Regions from separate parts of the Homo sapiens genome. Here region 1 is linked to region 2. Evidence: read pairs that join two places in POLR2A ChIA-PET (ENCODE). Cell type or tissue: PC-9. All regions are shown on one strand.

Region 1 (2,500 bases), 250 kb before region 2:
GATCTGACCTCCCAGGGGAGGCGGCCCCACGGGCGTGATGGTGACACCCTGTGGGGGGCAGCCTGGGTAACATGCAGAGTGCCGAGGGGTAGGCCTGAGCTCAAATCTGGCTTCTGCCCTCACCGAGCCATGTGATCCCATCCTGGCTACTCCCATACCTGAGCTGGAGTTTCTTCAGCAGTAGGACCAGGGTGCCGAGGGGACAACAGAACTCCCTCTGATGAGGGATCACCCTGCAGCCTCAAGAGGCTCAAATGCAGAAAGCAGCCCCTGGTGTCACAGTGTACACAGCCTGGAGGCGGCCCAGCAAAACCTGCGGTCCCTTTCCCACGGACCAGAGGTCTCAGACACAGGACCCTTAGGTTGGACACAGTTCTCAGACATGTTTTAAAAACAATCCATGTTCACAATCCATTTTTAAAAACATTCTGATTAATTGCCAACATTTAAAAATCCAGGAGATTTTATATAAAGGTCTGGATTTCTGGTTCATCTTGAAAATTGGACAGTCAGGTCATACCAAGTCCACATTTCACACAGTGACAAAGATTGGAGCTGAGCGGCTCCCTGGCCCGCCTCACTCATTCCATTTCCCCCCTGATCCTTGGAAGCATGTGGGTTTCCAATGCCTGGAGCTAGACTGAGCACCCACAGGCTGCAGCAGTGCATGGACCCATCTTTGCTAAATTTTCTCTCCCACAGCCAAGACTGCAAGCTGAGCAGGCCATGGAGCCCATGAGCCGAGGACCAGGGCTTGGGGTTTTCCCAGGGGACTGAGGCAGCCCTTTGCTGCTTGGTCTCACCGGAGAAAATGGAGGGAGGGAGGAAGTGAAGAAGGGAGGGAGAAAGCTGGCCCCATCCTATAATGCATCTGGGGGAGCAAGAATGTGGCTGATTTAGCTGGAAGAAGGAAAAATGTACCAAGACCCGAAAGACAGGGAATGTCCTCACTGGAGGAAAGTGAAGGAAGAAGGCTCTACAGTTCTTCTCCTGGGTTACAAGAGAAGTTAGCTAGCAGGCAGAGAGGAGCTTTGCCCCCAGAGAAGCCTGCAGTGTAGACTCAGCTCTGCCACTTACTGGTAGTGTGACCTTGGGCAAGTCACTCACCTCCCTGAGCCTCCCTTTAGAGTCTTCATCTCTAAAATGGGGATAATAAACTTACCTTGCGCAACTGTTGTAAAAAAAAATTAGGAGATAATGGATGCAGAGCACTCAACACAGGTCTCACAGAGCAGGAAGGGAATGAAAGGCACCCGTGAGTAATTCCCCAGGCGCCCCTGCCTGCAGGAGACTCAGGCCTGACCTCCAGGGCACCACCCATCTAAGGGCATCTTATGCCAAGGCCTCCAATGCCCCAGATGCCAGTCACCTCTAGGATGCCTCCCCGGATGGGAAAGGAAACCCAAGGACGGTTGTGGTCGCTGGGATCCTGGATCTGAAGCCCGCGGTCGGGGCTGGCATCTGCTGAGTCAGGCCTGGGAGAGCTGGCAGGAGGGCCATTTCTCTCTCCAGCATGATGCCCGCTGAGGGGAGGTTGGGAGGGGAGCCAGAGGTCATTTCCTCTGAGTCAGAGGCCATTCTCCTCCCAGAGGAGCTCCCCTGGCGGACCAGGCACCTCCATGTGGCGCGTGCCTCCCTGCCGGCCAACCTGCATGCTACTCAGTACAGTTGGGGCATTGTGCTCAGACAAGAAAGGGGCACTTGTGATCCAGACAATGGGCTGGGTCGCTCCCATTTGGCCTGGGCTTCAGCTTCCCTGGGTCAGCAATATCCTTTCCTCTGCTCCTGCCCACTCTGCTTCCACCCCTCCCTGGAGAATGGTGGCTAGGAACACGGAGCAGAGACTCACCGCGGGCCCATGCCCGGTTTGGCACGTGCCTCGGCCGTGAGGAGGAGGAGGGATGCAAGCTTCGCTCCTCTACCCTGGTAAGAAACGTCGCCCCTGGGGAACCCAGCTCGGCTCAGGCCATGTCCAGGGCCGGCGCGATTAGGTGGTGGCGGCGGTGGGTGGGTGGGTGGGGGGTCTATGGGCAAAGACCCCAGCGCCAGCCTCCATGCCTCCTCCTCCCGTGACAAGCCCAGGGGCTGGGCCGCCCCCACGTTTGCAGCCACCCCAGGAGCCCTGCTGCGACGACTGCAGCCACGTGGGAGCCAGCTCGTGCCCACGGCCGTTCGCCCCCACCCCCACCCTCGACGGGCTGTGGAGGCAGGCACACCCAGCCGGGCCAGAGGGGCGACATGCCCCCGCCGCGCACCCCTCTCCCCCTGCACCCCCGGGCTGTGGGCCCGCGTCGGGGGAGGGGGGAGGGAGGGGGAGGGGGCGTCGCCGCCCCGCAGTCGTGTTGCCGGGGAGCGCAACCCCGTTGCTGTGGCAACCGTTTCCAAGCGAACTGGTGGCGGCTCGCGCCCCGTTCCGGCTCCCTCGCTCACTGGCGCTCTCCCTCCCTCCGGTGTGGACTGGGGGAGGGGCTGCTCGCGGCCCGGGCGGGGGACCGGGGCG
Region 2 (2,500 bases):
TTTCTCATGAGAGCAAGCAGTATAGATGTATGGCCCAATAATGAATCCCAAAACCTAGCACAGTACTCAATCTATACAAGGTATTTACTATTTGTCAAATAAATAGCATGGACTCAACTAGTATGCATAAGAAACACTATAAATAGGCTGAGTGCGGTAGCTCCTGTCAGTAATCCCAAGTACTTTGGGAGGCCGAGGCGGGCAGATCGCTTGAGCCCAGGAGTTTCAGACCAGCCTGGGCAACAAGGCAAAACCCTGTCTCTACAAAAAAATTAAAAACTAAGCCAGGCATAGTGGCGAATGCCTGTAGCCCCAGCTGCTTGGAAGGCACAGGAGGGAAGATCGCTTGACCCTGGGAAGCTATGGCTGCAATGAGTCATGATCACGCCACTGCATTCTAGCCTGGGCAATAGAACGAGACCCTCAATCAAAAGAGAGACGAGGAGAGAGAGAGAGAGAGACACCCTAATGAGTAAGAAACCAGCAGTCATAGGGACAGGGAGGTTAGAAAAGAAGGACTCAGAGTTTTCTAGTAGTAGAATTTAAATATCCAGACAGGTCACAAAGGATAAGGTATCAACATTTTTTTTGAATTAAAGAGAAAGTGTCTCATTGTATTGCCAAGGCTGGTCTCAAACTCCTAGGCTCAAGTGATCCTCCCACCTCGGACTCCCAAAGTGCTGGGATTATAGGCATGAGCTACCGTGTCTGGTCAAGGTATTAAATTTTTAACACACTAAGTTATTTTCTTCTTTTGAGACAGAGTCTCGCTCTGTCACCCAGGCTGTAGTGCAGTAGTGTGATCTTGGATCACGGCAACCTCCACATCCCGGGCTCAAGCAATTCTTCTGCCTCAGCCTCCCCAGTAGCTGGGATTGTAGGAGCATGCCAACACACCTGGCTAATTTTTGTATTTTTAGTAAACACAGGGTTTCACCATGTCAGCCAGACTGGTCTCGAACTCCTGACCTCAGGTGATCTGCCCGCCTTAGCCTCCCAAAGTGCTGGAATTACAGGTGTGAGCCACTGCGCCCAGACACAAAACCTAGTACTGTGCTAGGTTCTGGCACCTGTAGTCCCAGGTACTCGGGAGGCTGAGGCAGGAGAATGGTGTGAACCCAGGAGGTGGAGCTTGCAGTGAGCCGAGATTGTGCCACTGCACTCCAACCTGGGAGACAGAGCAAGGCTCTGCCTCAAAAAAAAAAAAAAAAAAAAAAAAAGACACTAAAATTTATAAAGGTTTTTGGGCACCTCATTATTCAAAATATAAAATCAAATCCAGGAATTCTACTTTGGAGAAATCATCCTTTTTAAAAAAAAAAAAAAAAAAAAAAAGAGGCATGGTGACTCACACATGTAATTCCAGCACTCCGGAAGGCCAAGGTGGGAGGATCCCTTATTAAGCTCAGGATTTCAAGACCAGCCTGGGTAATATATGGAGACACTATCTCCACCCAAAAAAAAAAAAAAAAAGCCATGTGTGGTGGCACACGTCTGTGCTCCCAGCTATTCCAGCTATTCCAGCTATTCAGGATGCTGAGGTTGGATGACTGTTTGAGCCCTGGAGATCAAGGCTTCAGTGAGGCGTTGTTATGCCATTACACTCCAGCCTAGGCAACAGAATGAGATCCTGTCTCAGAAAAATAAACAAATACATAAATAATAAAAATATGAAAAAAATCTCCACAAAGTGGAAAAGGCAAGCTGCAAAATATACAATGTTCTGTTTGTGATAAAGGAAAGACGTGGAAGATGACTAAGAAGTATGTATTTACTCATGTAAATAAAAATATAATTTATATGAAAAAACATTATGTATATAAAAATATATTAATATCAGCCAGGTGTGGTGGCTCACGCCTGTAATCCAAACACTTTGGGAGGCCAAGACCTGTGGTTCACTTGAGGTCAGGAGTTTGAGACCAGCCTGGCCAACATGGTGAAACCCCGTCTCTACTAAAATACAAAAATTAGCTGGGCATGGTGGCACGCACCTGTAATCCCAGCTACTCTGGAGGCTGAGGCAGGAGGAGAATTGCTTGAACCCGGGAGGCAGAGGTTGCAGTGAGCCGAAATTGCGCCACTGCACTCCAACGTACGTGACAGAGCAAGATTCCGTCTCAAAACAAAACAACAACAACAACAACAAAAATTAATATCAATTGGTTGCCTGTTGAAAGGAGTGAAGAATGTGGCGGATCACAGCAAAGCAGAGAGTAAGCTGATTTTTCTGAATCTCACCAACATCTGACTTTCAGAAACTAAAATACATATATTAAAACTAAAATAAAATCACTACCATCCTAACAGAAAAAAGGACAGCTCAAATCAAGTTTCAGGCCAGGTGCAGTGGCTCACACCTGTAATCCCAACACTTTGGGAGGCTGAGGAAGGAGGATCACCTGAGGTCAGGAGTTCAAGACCAGCCTGGCCAACATGGTGAAACCCCATCTCTACTAAAAATACAAAAATTGGCCCGGCACGGTGGCTCACGCTTGTA

Evidence for each region. ChIA-PET counts read pairs that join two places held together with the same protein. Peaks named below come from ENCODE experiments on the same cell type or tissue, not always from the same donor. Only the 100,000 strongest peaks of a DNase experiment are listed, where the experiment ranks them.
Region 1: POLR2A ChIA-PET joins it to region 2 with 36 read pairs; 3 of 35 experiments call an interaction of 5 or more read pairs at or near these places.

The regions. Positions count from the first base shown.
Region 1 is chr5:177,447,070-177,449,569 of GRCh38, reverse strand. The region is part of intron 1 of PRR7 (proline rich 7, synaptic); the gene reads right to left. PRR7-AS1 (PRR7 antisense RNA 1) reads left to right here and starts at 1,626. Exons shown (of 3, transcript NR_038916.1): 1 at 1,626-1,926. RefSeq lists enhancers at 1-433, 1,471-2,099 and a silencer at 2,042-2,500. In PC-9, no CTCF peak of the experiment used is centred here; a DNase peak (open chromatin) is centred at 1,489; H3K4me3 peaks cover 1,665 bases; H3K27ac peaks cover 1,923 bases.
Region 2 is chr5:177,193,415-177,195,914 of GRCh38, reverse strand. All of the region lies in intron 3 of NSD1 (nuclear receptor binding SET domain protein 1), which reads right to left. Among named protein-coding and RNA genes, the nearest start is that of NSD1, 61 kb to the right of the region's middle. In PC-9, no CTCF peak of the experiment used is centred here; a DNase peak (open chromatin) is centred at 1,454; H3K27ac peaks cover 673 bases.